Linked DNA regions of Homo sapiens: regions 2 and 3 are each linked to region 1. The links are chromatin loops, found by intact Hi-C in ENCODE. Cell type or tissue: B cell. All regions are shown on one strand.

The links. A loop is a pair of places that touch in the nucleus more often than their neighbours do. Peaks named below come from ENCODE experiments on the same cell type or tissue, not always from the same donor. Only the 100,000 strongest peaks of a DNase experiment are listed, where the experiment ranks them.
Region 2: a loop joins it to region 1, with 14 times the contacts of the local background. A loop is called at or near these places in 9 of 110 quality-filtered maps.
Region 3: it touches region 1 in a loop (12-fold over the local background); 42 of 110 quality-filtered maps call a loop at or near these places.

The regions. Positions count from the first base shown.
Region 1 is chr3:113,732,390-113,740,389 of GRCh38, reverse strand. All of the region lies in intron 1 of NAA50 (N-alpha-acetyltransferase 50, NatE catalytic subunit), which reads left to right. Among named protein-coding and RNA genes, the nearest start is that of NAA50, 9.9 kb to the left of the region's middle. In B cell, CTCF peaks have their summits at 3,530 and 3,730 (motif pointing left); a DNase peak (open chromatin) is centred at 3,729; H3K27ac peaks cover 1,844 bases.
Region 2 is chr3:114,415,652-114,423,651 of GRCh38, reverse strand. The region is part of intron 7 of ZBTB20 (zinc finger and BTB domain containing 20); the gene reads left to right. Among named protein-coding and RNA genes, the nearest start is that of ZBTB20-AS5, 34 kb to the left of the region's middle. In B cell, CTCF peaks have their summits at 4,565 and 4,766 (motif pointing right); a DNase peak (open chromatin) is centred at 4,791.
Region 3 is chr3:114,040,241-114,048,240 of GRCh38, reverse strand. CCDC191 (coiled-coil domain containing 191) reads left to right here. Exons shown (of 17, transcript NM_020817.2): 3 at 1,509-1,650; 4 at 5,395-5,538. Among named protein-coding and RNA genes, the nearest start is that of CCDC191, 12 kb to the left of the region's middle. In B cell, CTCF peaks have their summits at 4,683 and 4,883 (motif pointing right); a DNase peak (open chromatin) is centred at 4,840.

The sequences.
Region 1 (8,000 bases):
ACCCTGTCTCAAAAAGAAAAAACTCACAGTTATTGGTCCGTTTTTATGTTTGAAACAACTTAGATATGTGGATCTACTGCAGATTTTGTGAAATGTAAATACAGATCAAATATTTCTAAGGAAAATGAGTAGTTGAATTGGGCCATGCTGTAAGTGTAGTAAACTGGATTTTAAAGACTTGGAATAAAAAAAATTTTTAAGGTAAAATAAGTTTTATTTTGACTACATGTTGAAATGATTTCTTCCCCTTGTAAATGTGGATGCTAAACTTGAATGAAAAAAAACTTCTAAGGGAAAATAAGTTTTATTTTGACTACATGTTTAAATGATTTCTCCCTCTTGTAAATGTGGATACTAAACTTGAATGAAAAAGTTTTTAAGGTAAAATAAGTTTTATTTTGATTACATGTTGAAATGATTTCTTCCCCTTGTAAATGTGAATACTAAACTTTTTTTTGTTATATCAAGGAAGTCTTCCCAAGATATTAAACATTTTAAAATTTTGTATGTCACTTGTATATCTGTTGGACGGTCCTGTGCTAAACCCATAAAAAAGCCAAAGTTGTATAAAACAGGATCTTTTCCCTTAGAATCTACTTCCCATCCCAGATGGTAGATATTTCTAAATGTTTCAACTTGTGGGCCAACAGAAAGTTTATGGCTGTTTATACCTCTGTGTTGAAGGATTTTGAGGCGAATCTGGTTTTTTGGTTAAAGTGTTGCCATTCAGTCACTTGGTCTGCTGTGAAAGGGTAGGGAAGAGATAATTGGAAGTATTCATCTTTCTTGAGCTAGTGCAAGCTATATTCTGCCTCTGTCAGAAACTTGTTCTCCAACTCCAGAGGCTTCTTACCTCAGTCCCCTATAGTGCTGTAGTGAATGCTTGTTCATAAAACTACCTGACACACATCCTTAATTACTTCTTTTGGATAATTTCCTAAGAATGAATTTTCTGGATCAAAAGGTACTGACATTTTTAAAGCTCTGGTGTTTCTTGCCAGTTGACCTCCAAAAAGATAGTAGCAATTTATTCTGTCAGCAATGTATGAGAATGTCCTTCTCTTTCCAAGGGCTAACGAAAGGGAAGGGCACGTGGAAAAACCTCAGGAAAACATATTGTGGCTGACATTTCAGCCATGAATGGTATAAATTTTCTTTGCGATGCGTTCAATACATTTAAATACATTAAAATGATAGAAATAACTAATAGCTTCCTTACAAGTTGTCTTTGAGTAAATATTCACATTTTGCTTTAACTCTACTTTTACTTTGCTGATTAGGTGATAAACGGCATTTCCTTTTTTAAAGATTTGATGATTATTTAGTGAAGTTTGGACATATACCATTTTTACTGGTCATTTTGTGACGTAAGTTGTTTATAACTTACCCAGTTATTAATTGGGATGATGATTGCCTTAACTTCAAATTGTAAAACAAAGATGATATTCTTTAGAGAGTAGGGGTGAGACATTAGGGCCCAGGTCATTTGAAATAAAAATTTTTAGAGGTGAAACTTGGTAAACAAGGATAAGCAAGGAAAATATTTTGTACTTAGGAGCACTTCAAACACTTCTTTTTCCAGAAAATTAGGGTATATTTAAAGGTATGTTTGGGTTCCCCTGCTTCTAGTGTATATAATTTGTTACTTATTTTAAAGGAAACTTACTATAATGCAAAAAGCATTGAACTAAAAGCAACCAAGTTTTAGTTTTATGTACCACAAATGATAGCTAGCAGTAGGGTCACTAATAAAGGTGTTTCAACCTCTGGGCCTTGGTTGTCTTTTAAGGGAATGGCTTGAATCTGAATAGGAATGGCCAAAGATTCTAGCTTGTGTGCCAGTTCTATTTTGTAGGTATCTGGGGAAGCAGAATTAACAGAGATTAAAATAGGACATAAAGAATACATAGAAAACTAAATTTCTCTATTGGATGAACGGTGGGCTCTTCATAGATTGTAGAGGTAGTTCTAATTTCTTATGGAAAGTGATGCTGTCTCTTTTGGATGTGTTGAATTTGAGATTCTTGTAGAGATCACCAGTAACCAGTCAGAAATATTGGCTTGGATTCAGAGATTTGGAAATAAAAACATTAACATTTAGATGGCAGTGAAAGAAAAGCCATAAGCTGGCAAGGAGCTTTCTTAACTGAATATGTGGATGACAGTGGAAACAATTTTCCACAGAATAATTTGATTCTTTTTAGGTTATATTCTTGAGCAGATTGTGCCCATGTGTGTATTTAGCATTAGTAACCGACCATATAATTGCTGAGATTTTTATACCTCTGATACTTGCAGGCATACAGTTTGGAGAGCTGATCCACCCCACCTTCGCTTTTTTCAAAGAAATAGAGTCAGGGTTTTGCCATGTTGCCCAGGCTGGTCTCGAACTCCTGGACTCAAAGGATCTGCCCACTTTGGCTTCCCAAAATGCTGGGATTACAGGCCTGAGCTACCATGCCCAGCCCCTTTTACTTTTAAAATTACTGCCAAACCTCTAGATCAGTAACTGCCAACTAGGGCAACCCCCCACCCCCTCTTCCCAATTATTGGTAATGTCTGAAGACACTTTTGGTTGTCCTAACAGGATGTAGGAGAGTTCTGGCACCCAGTGGGTAAAATCTAGGGATGCTGCTGAGTATTCTGCAGTGTACCAGAAAGGCCCTTTACAACAAAGAATAATGTAGCCCCAAATGCTAATGTTGAGATTGAGAAACCCTGCTGTAAAATCTAGGTAAGATGGAACTTACTAAAAGTAATTTAGTAATTCCCTGAAATAATCTGAGATCCTGCCCTAAGTCTTATAGTTTTATAGAAGAGGTAAGATACAAGAATAAATGTTTGTAGCAGGGCAGAGGTGCCTTGTAAGGACAGAAACGGTAATATAGTTCATATGAGGTAGAAATCTCAGTGGGTGACAGGTTAAGACCTCATGAGCAGTTAGTGTTGAAACTGTGTGATAAATTCTGAATGGGCTTACTTTCAGGTTGAAGGAATTTATTTTCCAGAGGAATCACTCTTTCATGTAATTTACTACAGGGTAAGAGTTTAGAAACATTACTGCTAGCAAAGAAAAAATTACCTCCCTTCTAACCCCTTGACATTTTTAAATCAAAGGACCATTTGATCCTAACTAAAAGATGCTTTGAGTTTTATGCAAATGCACCTTTATCAGTATACGTCAGAAAAATGTTTACCAATAGATCTCTCTCCCTTTTTTTAAAAAGTGACCTTGAGGGGTAAAGGTCATTCCTTTGACAGAAATTGTTGTGACTGATCTTGTGCTACAATGGAAATTAAGAGACATAGGCTTGATTCTGGCTTTATCCATAACTGTCTGTATAACTATAGGTACATTTGTCTCTTGGGGGTTTAGTTTCATCATCTGTAAAATGAAGGGGGAGTAGATCCAGTCCAGATCAAATACTCTGCACAACAAATGAACAGGCAGTTAAAATTATGTGCCAAGGTACTCTTAATACTCACTAAAAGTATAAACAGGCTTTAAGCTTTCTCTATACTTCATTTTCACTTTTTGTTATATAACTTAAAAAGTCACACTTTGAGCCTGGTGTGGTGATGTGGTGCCTGTTGTCCCAATAGCTCAGGAGGCTGAGGCTGGAAGATCACTTAAGCCCAGCAGTTCAAGGCCCCTGGGCAATATAGTGAAACCATCCTTCTTAAAAAAACCACTTTTTACCGAGACCCACTTTTGTGGAGTCATATCCCCATCTTGTGGCCTTTCAGAATATTGCTACTAAATGTTTTTACAATTATGAGCATAATTGGCAATGGGTTGAATAGCTAAAAACATTTGCGTCCATAATATCTGACATCGCTGTGCCAAAATTTAATGTGCATTAACTCATCACACTGCTTGATTTATAGGCCAAGGGTAAAGTTTTCTTACTAGCATAGTCTAACCCAGAAGTTATGTACGTGAAATTATAATCTTGTGGCACAAATTAATAGCCGATGGGAGTCTATAAAGAGGCAGATAAGTAACTGCATTTTTCACATTTAAGGACTTAATATAAAGTATCTGTAGGCACTTTGGCAGTAGCGGTTTCTTATTTACATCACAGTCTGTCCCACTTTTCCTTAGTCTAAAAATTCTGGTATGAAAATGCCTTGGGGTTTGATTGTTATGAATCTGAAAAACAAGAAAAAGCACATCACACCAGTTTACTTGAGCTGAGAGAGTAATTTAGTGTATTTAATAACAACTGTCTTCAATTTTCTACAGGTAGGGCTGTAAACTCTACTGCCAACAGGAACCACATAAAGTAGATCAGTAAAGCAAGAGAAGCTGCAATTTGAGACTTTATGTAAAATCGTTTCATTTAAATATTAGCATCGAACTTAATGTAAAAACCAGAAACAAAAAGGAAAAACTGTGAATCAGGCCAGGCACGGTGGCTTGCGCCTGTAATCCCAGCACTTTCGGGGGCCGAGGTGAGAGACCAGGAATTCGAGACCAGCAGTTGGAGACCAGCCTGGCCAACATGGCGAAACCCTGTCTCTACTAAAAATGCAAAAATTAGCTGGGCATGGTGGCGGGCACCGTAGTCCCAGCTACTCGGTAGGCTGAGGCATGAGAATCGCTTGAACCTGGGAGGCAGAGGTTGCAGTAAGCTGAGATTGAGCCACTGCACTCTAGCCTGAGCTTCTGAGGGAGACTGTCTCAAAAACCAAACAAACAAAAAACCTGTGGGTCAAATAGTTGTGACCACATGGCTGATTTAACTCTTAGGCTGGCAATTTGTGTCTTATATACAGAGTAAAGGTCTTAAACTACTGATAAATTAAGATAGTCTACATTGTTACATCATATTACATTCTTAACAGAAGTAAGCAAACAATTCATGATCCGTTGTGATCATATAGGATAGTTTTTCCAATGACCCGTTCTCTATGCCCATCCTTAGCCCTTGTTTCCCTCAGCAGATTTCTCAGATTTAGGAATTTACGCACATGCCGTGGGAAATTTAATTTAGATGGGTGTTAAATTTGGATGATGATTTACATAACAAGCTTAATTACAAAAGTAAAGCTGCCAAGGTGGAATTTGAGAATCTGAATTTTTAACTGGCAAGATGATTCTGGTATATAACCAGGTTTGGGATCCATTCTTTGATTTTGTAACACTACTCACTCTCCAGGTTTTTTCCTCCCTTCTCTTGAACATTGTTTCTTGGACATCTTTGTAGGTTCCTGTTCTTTTACGTCTAAAATTCAAGTGTTTCTTACATTCTTTTCTTTGACCTTCTTACTACAGACATCCTTGGTAGTCTCATATAGTCCCATAATCAAAGGTTATATGCTATGAATTAGTTATGTTTCAGGAAATAGCTGTCAAAGCAATGTGTTATAAAAGAGAATTCTTTCATTTAAAAAGTCCAAGTGCATTTCCCTTTACTACCTAGTTTTTATTTAACATTAGCATTGCTTCAGTCTCATTGGGTAACATTTAGACTGCATTATATAAATCATTTTTAAAATTGCCCATTCATACCTTAAAAGCGTTTGACACTAGTTTTGATGGAAAAAAAAACTATCAGAACATGTATTTATAGGTGTTTATTCCAAAAGCAAAGATGATAACAGACTGTCTGGACACTGCTGAAATTTGGAAGAGTGATCTGGTACTTAAATGGAAGGCTCACTCATTCAGCTCTCATTCAATTTCTGTTCTATATAAACTGAAGCCTTGTGCAGCTGGGGATTGAGAAATCGTGTTTTAAATGTTTGAAGGTCTTGCCTCCTTTTACTTGTTCATATAGTAAGAAATAAACGAGGAATCATTTACTTTCTACTTTGAGTTTTAGTATCAAAAATAACATGCCTGGAAAGTACTGCAGTTTGTTGTACCTTATATAATGAGTAATGTTTGTATTTTATTTAATTTTTTGTTAGGGATTCTTTTTCAGCTTTTATCTTAGATCCAGGGGGTACATGTACCGGTTTGTTACGTGGGTGTGTTGCATGATGCTGAGGTTTAGTGTACAATTGATCTTGTCACCTGGGTAGTGAGCATGATACCCAGCAGGTAGTTTTTCACCTCTTGCCCCTCCCTCCCTTCTCCCTCTTCTAGTAGTCCCCAGTATCTGTTGTTCCCATCTTTATGTTCATATGTACCCAGTGTTCAGCTCCCACATATAAGTGAGAACATGCAGTATTGAGTGTTCTGTTACTTTAATTTACTTAGGATAATGGCCTCCAGCTGCATCCATATTGCTGCAAAGAATGTGATTTTGTTCTTTTTTATGGTTATGTAGTATTCCATGGTGTATGTGTGGAAATCTTTAAACATTTATGAAATGAAACAGTAGAATGAGCCCCATCAATCAACTACAGTAAGTAGGATCGATTCCCATTTTATTTCATCTTTGTTTGACCTATACTTTTCCCTTTTCCTTTTTTGCTGGGGCACTTCCAAAAGAAACTCTAGATGTAGTATCCTTTTCCAAATCTCTAAATACTTTAATATTTAATATGAATATTTTTTCTGTCTTTTTTTTTTTTTTTTTTTTTTTGGAGACAGAGTCTTGCTCTGTCACCCAGGCTGGAGTGCAGCATCGTGATCTCAGCTCACTGAAACCTCCACCTCCCAGGTTCAAACGATTCTCCTGCCTCAGCCTCCTGAGTAGCTGGGATTACAGGTGTGCGCCACCACACCTGGCTAATTTTTGGTACTTTTAGTAGAGATGGGGTTTCGCCATGTTGGCCAGGCTGGTCTTAAACTCCCTAACTCAGGTGATTCACCTGCCTCAGCCGCCCAAAGTGCTGGGATTACAGGCATGAGCCACCATGCCTGGCCTTTAATATCTTTAATATGAATCTTTAACAGAGAAGGATTTTTTAAACAATTACAATACCTTATATTATCTTATGATCTGATATCCAGTTTGTACTTATTTTCTGTCTTGTAAATGTCTTTTAAAAATAGATTTTTTTTCACATTAGAATCCAGAAAGGTTCACAAATTGCAGTTGGCTGAAATGCCTTATCTCTTACGCTAATAGTTCCTCCACTAATTAAAAAAAAAAATTGAGTAGTTTTAGATTTTTAGAAAAATTGCAAAGATGCTATAAAGAATTCCCAGTTTTCTCATATTACTAACACCTTACATTAGTATGATACCGTGGTAAGAAAATGAAAAGACAAGCTACAATTGAGATTAGTTGCAAAATCATCTGTCTGATAAAGGACTTGTATCCAGAATATATAAAGAACTCTTACAACTCACTAAGACAAGCAATCCAATGTAAAAGCAGGAGTACAAAATTAGTGTAAAAAATTCTAGGTTTATTCTCAGGGCTAAACCATGGGCAAGAGATTTAAAGAGTGATTTTACAAAAAAAAAAAAAAATGGCTAATAGCCATACAAAAACATACTCAACATCATTAGTCAGTAGAGAAATACGTCCAATGAGATATCACATCACACCAGTAGAATGGCTATTAACAGAAAGGCAATAAAAGGTATAGAGAAACTGGAACCCTGATACATTACTGATGGAAATATAAACGTCACAGCCACAGTTTAGAGGTTAAATGTCTGAAATGGGTTTCACTGGGCTAAAATCAAGGTGTTGGCAGACAGAGTGATTTTAAATAGTGTCCTTCAAAAATTATTATCTATCTGGAACCTCAGCATGTGAGCTAAGTTAGAAATAGGGTCTTTGCAGATATAATTGAGTTCATATGAATTAGAGCAGGTCCTGAATGTAATGACTAGCGTCCTTATAAGAAGAGTAAAGGAAACAGACACACCACAAAGACAATGTGAAGATGGAGGTAGGCTGCCCCAAGCGTGGGGCCACCGAAGCTGGAAGGGGCAAGGAAAGATTCCTAGAGTTTTGAGAACATGGCCCTGCTGACAGCTTGATTTTGGACTTCTAGCCTCCTGTACTATAAGAGAATAAGTTTGTTGCTTCAAGCCACTGAGTTTGTGGTAATTTTTAAAGATAGCCCTAGGATACTAATACAGTAGGATT
Region 2 (8,000 bases), 680 kb before region 1:
TCAATCCCTCATACTTCATAAACCCCCTTTTTAAATGTTTAATCTGAGTTATAGGTAAGGAACATCTATTAACACATCATCTTACTAATGACCATTATCAAATTATCTCTTTAATATTTTGGGCAAACAAGGAAGGAAGGTTCTTTGGCCTTTGCTCTGAACCCTTGCTAAGCTTTCCCCATTTCCATTAAGTATGGAACTTTGAATTCCAAGGTATAAAACACAGGGTGAATGTAAGTCATCCACTTCTTTGTTAACTTTTGTTAACTTCTTTGTTAACTTTTATAAGCATTTTATTTGTAAAGCACATTTTATGCTTAGTTAAGTCTATGAGAGCTGAGCCTGACACACCAGAGTGATGTTCTGTAGTATAAACTCCTTACAGACTAATAATTGTTGATCAGTGAGAAAGTCATTTGAGCTCACTAGGTACCATTGTACAAAATTTTGTGGTTAAAGAGTGTTCCATGGAAGCTTGACAGTGAAAGAGGGAGTTAGTGGCTCAACTGAAAGCTCAGTGAAGTTTAGACATTGGTTAAATCAAATTTGAGAATGCCATATTTGATTTAAAGATTAAATATTAAAATGTTGCCCTTTGATTATGGGAGAAAAGGGCTTGCCTGGGGAAGAACATGGGTAGAGCTAGGCCCTTACTGCCAAATGATGGAAAATACCCTTTCCATGTTGCCTTCTACCCAGGAGGGGTGAAGTAGACTTTGACTACTTTGCCAATCATTGGTCATGCTGCTGTAAAGGTAAAGGTGACTGACCCAAAATATATATAACACCATTTTTTTCAGTAGCTTATGATATAATTTCATCTCATCCATCAATAAATAAGAACACACAGGTGTCATTCTCCCCAAATGAGAAATGGAAAAATTGAGGCTCTGTAAGGTTCAGTACCTTGCTTAGTGTTACCTAAATAATCAGCGGTTACATCAAAACCAGAACTAAGTTTGATGTCTAGAAGCTACAGAATGTAATTTTCAGGACCAAGTGGAACAAGTTATGTTCAGTTTGATTTTAATGCATTTCAGAATCTGGACAACATCTTACAAAATGTCTGATTATATCCTATTTTTTCTGTAGATTTCTAGAAAGGGAATTACAATTGGGGGTGCAGGGTAAATCTATTTTCTGACAGTGGTATGCCTTTGCTCTTACAATCTTATCAGCTGAATTGAGGGAAAATTCATATTCCATGTCAAATTCATGTAAGGCGGGTAACGTCCGGTTGCAGTATATTCACAAAATATACTTTCTTGCTGTGTGTTCATAAAGTCCTACTTCACAGCCACAAGGTTTGTAGATCTTTGACACAAGAGAAGTGGCAGCAACAACTCCAAAGGGGACTGTGTCCTTTGTTGTCTAAGAGTGGCTTCTAGGTGAGCTTTGAATCCCATTGTGAGAATTCCAGGAGTGTGGAACAAAATAGGAAAGCTATAGACTGAGCAGACGATGTAGTGGTCTAAGTAAAATGTAGTTAGTCTTTCATTTCTCTTCATTTTACCCTCTATCATGCCGTAGTGAGACAGAAGAGCTGATTTAAATAGTGAAAGAATTCTTCTAAACTTCATCTACTTGTGTGTTCAACGGGGCTGGAGGGAGGCTATAAAAGAAAGTCATGGAACAGAGCTATACTTGTGCTTGTTTCATGCCTTGTAGCAGATTAGTCTTTGGGGCCATTCCATGGGAGATTGCACTAAGATACAGCCCGAAACAAAGTGATGTTGAGTGAGAGGGAGAGACAGGGTGGTGTCAACCAGATGAGGGACACTGGAGGAGAGGGAATATTTTCCCTGAAAGGCTCACCACCCACGCAGAGTTAAAAAAAAAAAAAATCTGTAGTCTTAAAATGACTTTAATGTCTTATTTTTTCCTTCACCAGGAAATTAACATTCAGAAAGTTATGTTTTTGAATGTGTCCTGATGTATGTCTAAATCAGGAGTACATTTTTATGGCTAGGTTATAAACCCATCATAATAGTGAGGGGTTAAAATGGAATGCCTTCAAAAGATAACCTATACCTACTGCAGGCTTGAAACTCGATTAGCCCAGCTATTAAAACCAGGAGGACAAACTGTTTCTTCCCTGGATTCAAAAGCTGTTAGGCTACGGCATGACCCAGTACAAAAGTTTTCTGAATCTCTCTCCACTTTACAAAACGTCGGCTCATTGCTGCCGTCTGCAGTGAAGCTGTTTACAGCTCTGTGCTAAGTGGAAAGTTCAAATCAATTATTGTCCATTAGAGTTTAGGTATAACTGATGAAATATCCCCAGAGGAGTATTGTAAATGTATCAAGACGTCCTTCCCCATTATAGAAATGGGGACGCATAGTGAATTACTTACCTTCTCTCTTACCCTTAATGCCTCTGAAAGGCTGCTGGGCAGACAGAGCTCATCTTGTCTTGCTGGGCTTTAAAGTGAGAACTTTACCATTTGGTGAACATGCATAGTGAGCTGGCAAAAAGTAAATTTCAACTCTCTAGACTATCCTGTGGACATAAAGGTCTAAGAAACAAAAGATAGGAAAAGCCCTAAGAATTGATTAAAGCCAAAACCCACAAGTTCCCTGGTAATCAAGATATTTTAGAAATATAAGCTTCTTATTAACAATCAAATGAGAAAAGCTTTGACTCCAAGTCTTTAGCAAATGATGGTATGGTTTAATGCCAAATAATTTGTGCTAGGCTACTTTCTTTCATAAAACTGGTTCTCTAGATTTGTCTGTATCTGGCTTCAGCAGGACAGAAAAGGAGACCCACTGACTTCTCAAGTGCAAGAGAGATAGTTCTAATTTTCCAGAATCTGTTATTCAGTTATAGAGTCTAATAGTGACTTCCACCTCATAAAGGCCAGAACTGAGAGGAAGAAGAGGGTCTTATTTGTAATCTTCTATAACATGAGATGGAATAGAAGGCATTTTACTTCCTTTTAGAGTTGTCTTTACTTATTCCCTTTCCCTAGTTGTGCCCCAGAGCAATCCCTGTGCCCTAGAGACCCTAAGGCTGAAATGCACAGGGACTTGTCTTGACATGGGAAAGACTGGATAGTATTCTTCAGAGTGCTATGATTTTTCAAAAACCAGAGAAGAGTCAGACAAAAGTCAAGGAGACATCATTCTCCTGTATCAACCTTTCCTTCCTGTATGTGCACAGGCGGGCAAGACACCTTTTTATTCGTTCAGCTCCAATGGGTGCCCTACAGGGAAGCACTGGAACATAATTCCAACCCAGACTGCCAGTCGCAATGGGGATAAGAAGCATCTTTAAAATGCAACACTGATTTCTTTGTGTTTCTTTAACACCAAGGATAACTCCAAGGATGTTTCTTTCTGCTGACAGCTCTGTCCGTGGTGCTAAGTAGGAAATTGGCTGTATTTCCTCCTTTTGGCCCATACTGCTTACCCCCAGCTCTCCTGGGCTTCCCCATATCTATCTATAGAGATGCTAATTGCTATACAGTAAATCTAGTTGAGATGAAAACAATGCTTCCAGGATATTTATCAAGTTAGATTTTCTTCTAGATCACTCAGGTAATGAGAGTTTTCATGTTGCTTTGTAGCTCTATCTAGATAAGTCTGTTGCTCTTTTTAAGTTTACAAGGAGAAGTCCATTGGGACCTACCTTTCATTACTAAACCAATACTTTTTTACCAAATTATGTACTGTAAAAACTGTCACTAACTCAGAGAGCGATCTGGGCCATGCCCACCCAGTTCCCCTCCCCTCAAGTGTACATCTACTCACATATCACCAGCTTCGAACAATTTATGATATTTAAAGATTTAGCCAATTTATTTCCCACATTCATAATAAGGGCCATTGCCCTGGTGCACTCAGCATGCACACGGTATGTTTCTCTTCTTTCGGATTTCATTTATTCTCTTTGGTATGTCAGTTGTTTTGGCAACGTAGATTGTATAATTGTTTCCTCTTGGTGTTTTAGGAGAATTATTTTATATGCTAAGTGTGAGACTAAAACTTAGTGATTAAAGTCTAAATCCTGTAAAATAATTAAAATTATACAAAGAGGATGGCCTTCAGATTTGTCCTGTGTCTTAATGACAAAATGCCAAAGAACTGTACAGGTCCCTATCTTTCTTCATTGGGAGTACAGCATCTGGGTGCTACACTTGAAAAGCAGCCTCAATGTGACAGCATTAAATATATACCCACAGTACCAAATGTGTGTTTAGAGTTATTTTCCTGCCCTATTACTATGTGTTTAGTCAGTCCTTTCTCAAATCAGCTTCCCTGTTCTGAAACCCATTTTGCTTGCCCTCTTCTGACTACCAGCCAGCACACCCATAGACTGCTAATACGCTTGCTCAGAGTTAAGGAGCAGTCCTGGTTTTCAAGTTTCTTGTAGCCATTATTTGTGTTCCAAATTATGTTACTGTGTCTGTATTAATTTTATGTTTCTGAAAGTGAACTCCGTGTATTTCAAGGCAGCACGGTTTCTTTTTTGTATTTTCCAGGGAACTGGTGTTTTTAATGTCATGTGAGGACAACATTACACAATGGATCTTTGGCAGGGATACACAGAAATGAATACCGTGTGCGAACAAACATTAAATGGCAGTCTTAATTACAGAGTTTGATTCTGTTGTTTTTAATGCCCTTCAATTTTATAATTTGATGGAAAATGCATCAACACAGCTATTTTCTTTCTACCCTAAATGATTAAAGATTGATATACCCCCAAACCAGTAGCTTGTTAGATCTGGTTAATCAGGTAGGTCTTACATTTCATCCACTAGAGGGCAGTAGGGATACACATCCACAGCAACCAATATGTGCAACATATGGTCGATGTGGAAACATAGTAGCCATAGCTTTCCTGTGTATGAAAAATTCCCATTACAGTGTTGCTTCACTTATAATTATATTGAAAGTAAACACTAATTCACAGACGGACTACGCATATTTTATTTCAACATACCCCACTAGTGTTTTGTCTATTCTACTTTAAAATGCCCTGAGTAATGAAACTTCTACTACTTCCCTTGGGAAACTGTATCAAAACCCAACTGTTCTCACTGCTTGATTTTTTTTTTTTTAATATACTCAAGATCTATTAGTCTTTCTTCTAGTTCATTTATAACTCTATTGAAATCTATTCCATTTTTTCTTATGATAAGGCTAGTTTCATTCTGGAAAGCAAATGTTTATTGAGAGCCTATTGTGTGTAAGATATCACTAAGTGAATGTATGGCCACAACTGACAAGGGTTGCAATACAGAATTTGAATAAATTTGCATGACTCAGAAAGCTAAAGAAGAAACTCTCCCAGGTCAAATGTCAGAAGAAAAGTTGGTCTCAGTTCTAAAATGAGTAATAGCCATAAGGCTGTCACAGCTTGGGGAAATGTTTAGTTGTACTTAGATTTCTGTATTGAAATTCAAAGGGCATCAGGAATGCTTGGTAACATCAGATAACACCTAAAGAATTGTGAGGTATGCAGCTAACACATCAGTGGGTTCATGCCAAGCAAATGACCTGGAAGTTTACTAATCAAGGTTGATCCTTCTTCCTTTCACAGCTGATGGCCAGATTAGCCTAGAAGTTTCAGAATCTATACTGAGAATCATTATATGCATTTATGAAGGATAGGAAATGGGTTAGTGAATTTACCCAAGGTGGGCGTACCTTGATTATGTTGCATTGTCTATTTTCTATCATCGACTTTTTGGGTCCAATCTTGGTCACTACACACACTACACAATGGGAAAGCGATCCAAGTTCATGTGCAATACTCTGGTTTGCATCATTAGTTTCTTGGCATATACTTTGATTATTAAGTATCTGAAGGGGAGGGTAGAAGAAATCCAAGCCAAGAAAGTTCCTTTAAGGCTAGAACTCACAATTACACACTTGTTTAAAAGTCCTTTTTTCCTTTACATTAAAGACAGAGCAAGATTTTTTGCTCTATTGAGTATATTCATCTGGAAGGATTTCCATAAGGCTGTCCTGATCACTAAGAGCAATTCCCAGATAGACGTGTATGCAAACAAGAACTGTTCAGACTCCAAGAGCAAAAATTGAACACTGCAGAAATTCCAGAAATGATACTACCTTTTATATTAACGTCCTTTGAGCCTCTGTAGGAAGTAAACTATTCTCCAGAGTTTTTGAAATAAAGCACTTTCTTTTGCCAATTAAGAGCGCAAGAATGTGGTTTCATAGACTGTGGTTTCATTTTCTTAAGGAAAATAGTAGGGACGGTTACAGAATCTTCGTGGAAGTCTACACAATACCATAACCCAGGTTTCTATCACAAACAAAGCTTAGATTTGAAATTTATGTCACCTGTAATAAAGTCCACATGAGTGTTTTCTGTGGAAGTAATTAAGTGCAAATGTGCAACAGCCATTTTTGTGTTTTTGTTTGTTTCAAAATACCAGAGGTGATTAGGCCATATTATGAACTAATTACTTACTTAATTTATTTAAGTTGAAACGAGTTTTTGAGTTATACGAGGGCCAGAAACAAGAACTCGTTAATCCATTCTGCACATCACTGAAAAGAACAAAACAAAGAAGTTAACGCCTTTATTTTATTATGTTACAACACACTAATATTTTGAACACTGATGAGGACCCAAGTGGTCAAAACATCTGTATTTGGTAAGAAAATAAAACAAACTCTTTTTTTCCACCACCATTTGGTTCTTTCAGTGGTGTGCTGAAATTCAGAATGAATCACCAAAGGTATTAAAATGGTGTGTCCTTTTTAGTACATTTTCCTATGGCATTTAAAAGATTCTTCAAACATATTTGAAAATAGTAAATAAATGACCTACAAAACTCAATATTTTCTTAAATTTGGAAGTAAACCACATTCATTCCTGGGCTTGGGACTCTATACACCAAGTTTCAAACCGGAGCATATTTTGGTATTTTGATAGTTGAGTTATAACCCCCTGAAAAGAGGGACTGATTATGTGCAGTAAGGACAGCTGCCCATGGAGCTGCAGCTGAGCTGCTAAAATAAAGCTAGTGTTTACCTGTCGCTGCTGACCAAGAGATGTGAGACTCAGTAGATCTGTTCTGTAGACCCTAAGAGAAGCTCTGTCAGCACTCTGCGATTGAGTTTCACCGTCTGCGTCTATACTTAGCCAGCTTCTAGAAGGGGAGAAAGTGGGGGATACAATACACTCATGGAAGCAAAACCAAAACAAAACAAAACCCTGTATGTTGCAAGCAAATTGAAAATGTCAGAGAATATTTATGATCCAAGGTTACTTGTTCTAATGTTTGATTCTTTATCTTCCAGGTTCTAATCCCTCTATTTAGTTAGTTGTTTTTTTTTTTTTTTTTAAGTATTGCTAAGGAATTGAAATTATCATATGTCTGACCACAATGATCAGGTGGTTGATATTATTAAGTGTCTCAATTTTTATTTTCACAAGTTCTTTTATGACTTGATTCTCATTATCTAAAGCAAAATTCTGGCATGTGATTGCCACCTAAATCCCTGGGTGTACCATACGTGGGCAAATTCTATGCTCAACTATAGTATTTACAAAGAGGTAGTGGCTCAATCTGTAATACTGGCTAAGTCATTTCCCACCCCTGTAGGAGATGGGGTGACTGCAATGGAAGCAGACTTCTGTTTTTCCATGTGAAAAGTGAAGAGGAAAAAAATATCTGTAATTTTCATATCCCAACTGAATGTTGTAGGGATTTGATGAGCTATTTATGCAATCTTAAAATCAGGGAATTCTCTCAGGATTGGTTATCTCTTTTGGGAAGAGGCTACTGGCAAGAACACTTTCAGGTGATTCAAAGAGTCTGAATAGTAAGATTGTTCTTGTAGCACAACTACTATATGGTGATACCACTGACTCAATGTCAGTGAGACCCACGTTTTAAGTTATTTCGCCCAGGAGTTCAGATGCATTAGTATCAAGCCCCGTGCTCTCTCTTGGCCCCACTCCATTTAACCCTAAATTAGAATCCTTGACTATGAAATAGAGTTTTTCTCTATTCCAA
Region 3 (8,000 bases), 310 kb before region 1:
AACATGGTAGCAATGGAGGTGATGGAAAGGGGTCAGATTCTGTATATATTTTAAAAATAGAGTCAACAGATGTCCTGATCAATTATATGTGGGGTGAGAAAGAGAGAGATAGATTGGATTAAGGACGCCAAAGTTTTCATCCTGAGGAATGTAGTTGTCACTATCTGAGTTGGAAGAAACACAGCAATCATGGGAGAAAGCAGGTTTCTGGGAGGGGGAAGTTAGGGGTTAAGTTATAAAATAAGTTTTAACATTTTTTTTCTTTTGAGACAGAGTCTCGCTCTGTCACTCGAGCTGGAGTACAGTGGCACAATCTCAGCTCACTGCAACCTCTGCCTCCCGGGTTCAAGTGATTCTCATGCCTCAGCTGCCCAAGTAGCTGAGATTACAGGCTCATGCCACCACACCCGGCTAATTTTTGTATTTTTAGTAGATACAGGGTTTCACCGTGTTGGCCAGGCTGGTCTTGAACTCCCGACCTCAAGTGATCCACCCGCCTCGGCCTCCCAAAGTGCTGGGATTACAGCATGAGCCACCGTGCCCAGCTTTAAAATTTATTTAATTAAATTTATTTATTTTGAGACAGTCTCACTTTGTCACCCAGGCAGGAGTGCAGTGGCATGAACACAGCTCACTGTGGTCCCAACCCTCTGGGCTCAAGCGATTCCTCCTGCCTCAGCCTCTGAAGTAGCTAGGATTATAGGTGTGCACAACCACACCCGGCTAATTTTTTATTTTTTAACTAGAGTTGGAGTCTCACTAAGTGCCCCAGGCTGGTCTCAAACTCCTGAGCTTAGGCAGTCCTCCCATTTTGGCCTTCCAAAGTGCTATGATTACAGGCATGAGCCACTGCACCCAGCCTAATATAAGCGTTTTTATTCTGTGCAGGTAAATAAAAACACTAAGGCAGTTTGTCCACTTCTGCTGTTTCTTCCCCCAATCCTGCAAATTTGGTCATGTTTTTACTAGACTCTTGCTGTTGAGTTAAAACATTCTAGATGGCTACAGTTCAGTGATTCTGTTTATTCCAATTTTATTGAACCTAATATATGATTGCCTAATATGAGATGGGAGATTTCCTTCAGGAGTACTAATTTGCTGAAGTGTGGTTACTCTACCTCTGGTTCATATTCATATGCAAGTCCTAAGGGCATGAAAACTAATAAAATATAATATTTTTTATTTAAAGTAAAATATCCATGTCTCAGGATCCTATCACTAATGCCCTAAACAAAAGTTATCTAAATCTTAATAACTTTTATTCAAATATCAAAATTGTGAACATCTGTTAGAACTTGGTAAAATACTGCAATTAATTTAATATTATATATGAAACCTCCCAGAATATTTGGGGGTAGATGTTTAAACCTCAAGAGTTTCTCCAAAAATGGAAAAATGAACGAATCTTAGTAGGTGGTAGAAAATCAGTTTCTTGAGTAGGAGAGAAATTCTCTAACTGAACAAATTTGTTGTCATCTTTATGGATTTTTTTTTCTGTTATATTGAAGAGAGTGGAGAAAGCCTCAGAGTTTGCAGTGTCAAATGCATTTTTTACTAGAAATTCAGATTTACCTAGAAGTCCCTGGGGCCAAATCACAGATTTGAAAACATCTGAGCAAATAGAGGATCATGATGAAATCTATGCAGAAGGTAAGAGAATGCATTTTCTGCTGCGATGTTAACAATTCTTAAAGCATAACCCATGATGCATTTCAAAGTAGAGAATGGAAGTTTTCTTACTCTTGTTCTTAATTTCCCTTTCTTTCTACTCCCCTGAAACTATTTTACTCTGGAATTAACTCCAATATTACAAGTAAGGATATACTTAAGCCTCATTTTGTTTCCCAAATTAGAACCACATCCAGAGGTAGTTTGATACAACAGCTAATTGGTGAATGCTGTAAGATATTAGTCCTGTGACAAAGATGGTAGCATGTTAATTTGATCAGATATTATACAGATAATTTGACTATAGTCTATAAATCAGTTTTATTCCTGATAAAGAGACCCTAAAAACAGTTTAACCTTCCTATGTCCCAGAAGCATTTACTCTTCTGGAATTTGGTATTTTCGTTACTGATGCCCTGGGGAACTCTACCATTTAGGTATAGAAGGAATCAGGAAGGACCAACAAAGGAGACTGAGAAAGGGAGGCCACTGTGGTAGATGGAAAGTCAAGAGTGTGATGTCCTACAAGCCAACTTCCATTTGGATGACTCATGTCTCCAGTTATTCCATTTATTTCTTCATTTATTCAACACACATATACTCTGTGCTAGGTACAGTTGTAGGCACTGGAAGTACTGGTTATGAACAAGAGAGACAAAGCCCTTGCTTTCATGAAATATACATTTCTTGTGGGAATAAAGAAAATTTTACAGTGATCCAGTAGTAATAAGTCCTTCAAGTTCAGACCTGAGTCAGCAAGGAGCAAGGAGTCAGTTGAACAATGTGATGGGGGAAGCATCCAGGCAGATGGAAAGGGAGCATGAAGTACAGACAGGCATGGTGTGCTGCAGGAAGACCCATGTGGCTGGAGCTTCCCCACAGAGAGAAGCTGGCGGGAGTGAGGAGAAGGTATGTCACATAGGGCTTTCCAAGCCTGGGGAAAGAATTTAGATTTTACTCTGAGTATGACAGGATAGAATTGAAGGGTTTTAAGCAGAGGAGTAATATGACAGTTTATAAAATATATGAAGGATTTAGCAGGGCATGGTGGTGGGTGCCTGTAATCCCAGCTACTTGGGAGGCTGAAGCAGGAGAATCACTTGAATTCGGAAGGCAGAGGTTGCAGTGAGCCAAGATCTTGCCACTGCACTCCAGCCTGGGTGACAGAGCGAGACTCCATCTCAATAAATAAACAAATAATAAATTAAATATAGGAAGAATGGATTATAGGGGAGAAAAAGAGAGAAAAGGGCAACCAGTGGGAGGCTGTTGGTGGTGGTCTGGGTGAGCAGTAATGGTGAGTGGTTTAGAGTGGTTGATAGTACTGGAGCTAGAGAAAGGAGATTGATTCTGAAATTGGCTTGGCTGATCTTGCCCACCCCACCTCCCACCCTGCCAGTAGAGATACCCAATATACTTTAGCCTGTTAAGGGTTTTGAGAAGTCCTGCAGTTGAAAAGAAATGTTTACTTGCCTCATTTCCCATGCTGCCTAGACCATGAACCTCTTTTTATCCTGAAATCTGTATATTATCCTGAGAAACTAGTGATTCACATTAGGAACATGGTTTGGTATATGGATAGAACACCAATGGATAGAACATGGTTTTCAAAGGTTTATATCATTTTTTTTCTCCTATCATAAACTATACTAATATTCTACAAAAGTAGTGTTCTGAGGAACATACTTTGAAAATCTGTGCTTTAAGGTAGTTTGTATACTTCTCATGTGGTCTAACACAAGGTATTTCTACAGTTTAACCCCTCCAAGGGAAGTTTTATTTGTTTTTGGGGGGCACTTCACAGTAAATCCCCATTTACCAATGAATGTTATTTAGTAGGTGTGAATTATTTTGCATATAAATTACTATACACATAAATGTTTGAATTATTATATGCAAGGGCTACTCAGTAAATATCTTCTCCCTTTCTCTACCTTCCCCTGAAAGCCAATGGCATTTGTTGCTAGTATGCTTTTAACACTTCGTTTATATTACTCTGATTTATTTTTTCCTATTTTATCTGTATTAAATGCCTCTTGGCATCATTTAATGTAAACACCCCATTCCCTAAGAACTAACTATGCAATAATGATCATCATAATGATGAAGGTAATGAGAAAATAGACAAAAGAGCTGTTTGATAGTAATAACAATGATGAAAGCTATGCTAAAGCAGGCATTTTCCCCATACCTAAATAATTTCAGGAAATTTTCTTAATAGCATTAAGAAAGAAATCCAAATGGAGGTTAGCTTTCAGGATATCACACTCTTTGATTTTCCTCCTACCTCAATGGCCTAGTCAGCTTTCCTAGTTCCACCTTCTCTCTTCAACCGCTAAATCCTGGAGTTCCTCAGCACTCAGTCCTTGAACCTCCTCTGTGTCTACCTTCCTCCTTTGGTAATTTCATCCACTTCTATGATTTTAAATACAGTCTGCGTGCTGAAAACTTCCACATTTATTTCTTCAGCTTGGACCTCTCCCCTGAAATCCAGAGTATTGTAGCCAATACCATATTTGACATCCCTATTTGGATGTCTCCTAAACATCTCAAACCTAACATGTCTGGGACCGAACTCCTAATCTTCCTCCTCAAGCCTGCTGCTATCCTTGGCCTTCCCCGTCTCAGTAAATGGCATCATCATCCTTGCAGTTGCTTAAGCCAAAAAACTCATAGATTTCTTTCTCTCATGTCCTATATCCAGTCCATTAGCAAGTCATGTCAACTCCACCTCAAAACATTCTTTTCTGTAATCTGACCATTGTTAATACCTCCACTCCCAGATCCAGGCCACCATCACCTCTCTTTTGGATTATTATACTTGTTTCCCAATTGGTGTTCCCTACCTCCGTGCTTATCCCCTATAGTTTATTTTAACTTAATGGTCAAAGTGATTCTCTTAAAATATATCACCTCTGTGCTCACATCTCTCCTGTGGCTTCCCATTGTACTCAGAGTAAAAGCCAAAGTAGCTAGAATTGTGTCAAGAGTGTAAGCAAGGGAATTTCAGCCTCAGGACTATTGACATTTTGGGCTAGAGAATTTTTGTGGGGGCTGTCCTGTGAATTGCAAATGTTTAGCAGCATCCCTGGCCTCTACCTACTAGACAGTAGTATTGCTTCCCCAGTTATGACAACACAAAATGGCTCTAGACATTGGCATAAGTCCACTGGGGGGCAAGATTGCACCTGGTTGATAATCATTGCCCTAAACATTCCCCTAAACCTGATCTGCACATTACCCCTCCAACCTCATCTCCTGCTGTCTCCTCCTCACTTCTCTCTGACCACACTGGCCTCCTTGCTGTTTTTCCAACACTGTAGATACTCCTGCACAGGACCTCTGCATTTGCTTTCCCTCTGCAGAGAATAATATTACCTTATAGATCCTCACTTCTCTATCTTTCTTCCCTTCTTTGCTCAAATATCTTTTTCTCAGTGAAGCTTTCTTTTACCTCCCAATTTAAAGCTACAACACCCATCTTCCATGTCTTCCTGTCCCTGCCTTTTCTCTTATTTACTTATTGTCTCTCTTCCCCAATTGGAATGTAAGTTTCATGATGCTAGGGCTTATTTTTTCAGTTTTGTTCACTGTTGTATTCCAGTATCTAGAACAGTACTTGACACGATAGGTACTCAATTAATATTTATTGAATAAATGAAAACAGTGAATAAAGAAAATCTCTGAAGTAACTGAAATACTTAACATGTTTTTGTTTTATTGTAGCTCAGGAGCTGGTCAATGACTGGTTAGACACCAAACTTAAGCAAGAATTAGCAAGTGAGGAAGAAGGTGATGCTAAAAACACTGTGTCAAGTGTCACTATTATGCCGGAAGCCAATGGCCATTTGAAATATGACAAGTTTGATGGTAAGAACTTACCTGATTGTTCTAAGTTTTAACATCTAATGAATGTGTCTAAGAAGTCTTTTAATTGTTTTGAATAACAAATGATACATATTTAAGTTTTCTGTGTTTTTTTTAGTTTTTATTATTGGTTTTAATTTATCATGGTTAAATGTAAATTTCTTATGCTATATCTTCAGTAAATTCATGGTGTTTTAAAAATTAAAATATTCTATTACAGTTATCCCTAACTAACTGTGAGGAATTAGTTCCAGGACCCCCTGGCCCCCACAGATACCAAACTCCTCAGATGTTCTAGTCTTGTGCGTATCCTCTCGCATACTTTAAATCATCTCTAGACAACTTACAATACCTAATACAGTATAAATTCTATGTAAATAGTTGTTATACTGTATTTTAAAATGTTTATTATTTTTTATTGTTGTATTGTTATTTTTAATTTTTTTCAAATATTTTTGAACTGCAGTTGGTTGAATCCAAGAATGTGGCATCTGCAGATAGGGAGGGCCAACTGTATTTATAATTCTGCTTATGATTAGAATAGCAATTAATGCTGTTTCAGAGTGCCTCTTCCTCATATATCATTGGACTGTTTGATGCAGACTACATTTAAGTACTCATATGTCATTTTTATATTTATAAAATGCTTCTTATTTATCTGTTAGTTATTACTTATAAGGGAGGTTATTACTTTTCTAGTTTTTTTTTCCAGAGGAGAGAAAAACCACTACTGTGCACAGAGCCAGTGTCAGACAATTTATTACTTATAAGGGAGGTTATTACTTTTCTAGTTTTTTTTTCCAGAGGAGAGAAAAACCACTACTGTGCACAGAGCCAGCGTCAGACAAGTTAGATGGCTGACGTGTAAGGATTTATCTAATACACTCAAGGGTCTGAGTATTTTTTCCCTGAGCATAGGGATAGTCATGGTAACAGTGGGGCAGCTCCCCATACATGACTCAGATACCCTTGGTGAATTCACCTGACATCATTCTCCTTGTTTAGGACTCTGCAAAATCCCCAGCTTGAGGATCACAAAACTATCAGCTTGTAAAATTAGAAGAATCCTTCAAGACTAGGTAGTCTGATCTACCCTCCTCGCCAACCCAGATAGAGATCTTCTACAGTGTCCCTAACTTGTAGTGATGTATCCTCTGCCTGAACACCTTCCGGGATTGGGAGCCTACACTTTGGGTAGAGCCCATTCAACTGCTGTGAGGCTCTAATTCTCATAGAAGTTTCCGTTAGTTAGGAGAATTAAGATTTTGTCTTCAGTAACGTTTTACCCTATGGTACAACTAAAATAACATGTTCTCTCTCAAGAACGTTTTATTTTTTGTAGGAGTTGTTACCATATTTGACCACTCATATAGTTCTATGTTTCCAGATTAAATAGCACCAGTACTCTCAACAATTTTTTTATACCACATGGTTTCTAGGTCTTATCATCCTCGTTGCTGCCTTCTGGACATTTTCTAGTTTATTAATGTCATTATTAAAGTGTGGTACTTCAGTACTTCATATTTGTTCTGAAGCAAATATATGGAATCTAATGAAACTATTACTTCTTTTGATATAGTACTAATAGATCTAATTATATCCCTTTACTTAGATTGGTTGATATCATCTAGTGCCATGCCAGGCCTCAATCATCGTATGCTGGTAGAGTTTTTTTTTTTTAATTGAAATATTGAACAAATATTTATGTAACCATTAAAAAGGATATTTACCAAAAATGTTAATTAACATATTATCTCAATAGACACAGAAAAGGCACTTAACAAAATCTAACATACATTCCTGAAAAATGCTTCTCAGCAAACTAGTAATGCAAGAGAAATTCTTCAACTTGATAAAGGCCATTTACATAAGACATGTAGAAAACAAATACCAAAATGATAAGTGTAAGCTTTATCAGGAATTACATTAAATATAAATGCATTTAATTAAACACTCCAGTCCAAATGCAGAGATTGGCAGAATGGATTAAAAATACATATGCTATCTACAAGAGACATATGTTCAATTTAAAGTACAAATAGGTTGAAAGGAAAAGGATGGAAAAAGATATACCATGCAAATAGTAAGCAAAAGAGAGCTACAGTTACTATGTTAATATAAAAATAAGACTTTTTATTTTTATTTTTTTCTTTGATTTTTAATTTTCCCAAAAATAGACTTTTAAAGAAAAAATTGTTACTAGAAACAAAAAGTGCATTTTCTAACGATAAAAGAGTCAATCCATCAGAAAAACATAACAACTATAAATATATATACACCTGACAAAAGACTCCCAAGGTAGATGAAGCAAAAATTGACAAAATTGAAGACAGAAATGGAATTCAACAATAATACAATCATGTGTTGCTTAATGAAGAGGATAAGTCCTGCAAAATGCATCATTAGGTGATTTTGTCATTGTGTGAACATTATAGAGTGTACTTACACAAACCTGGATGATAGAG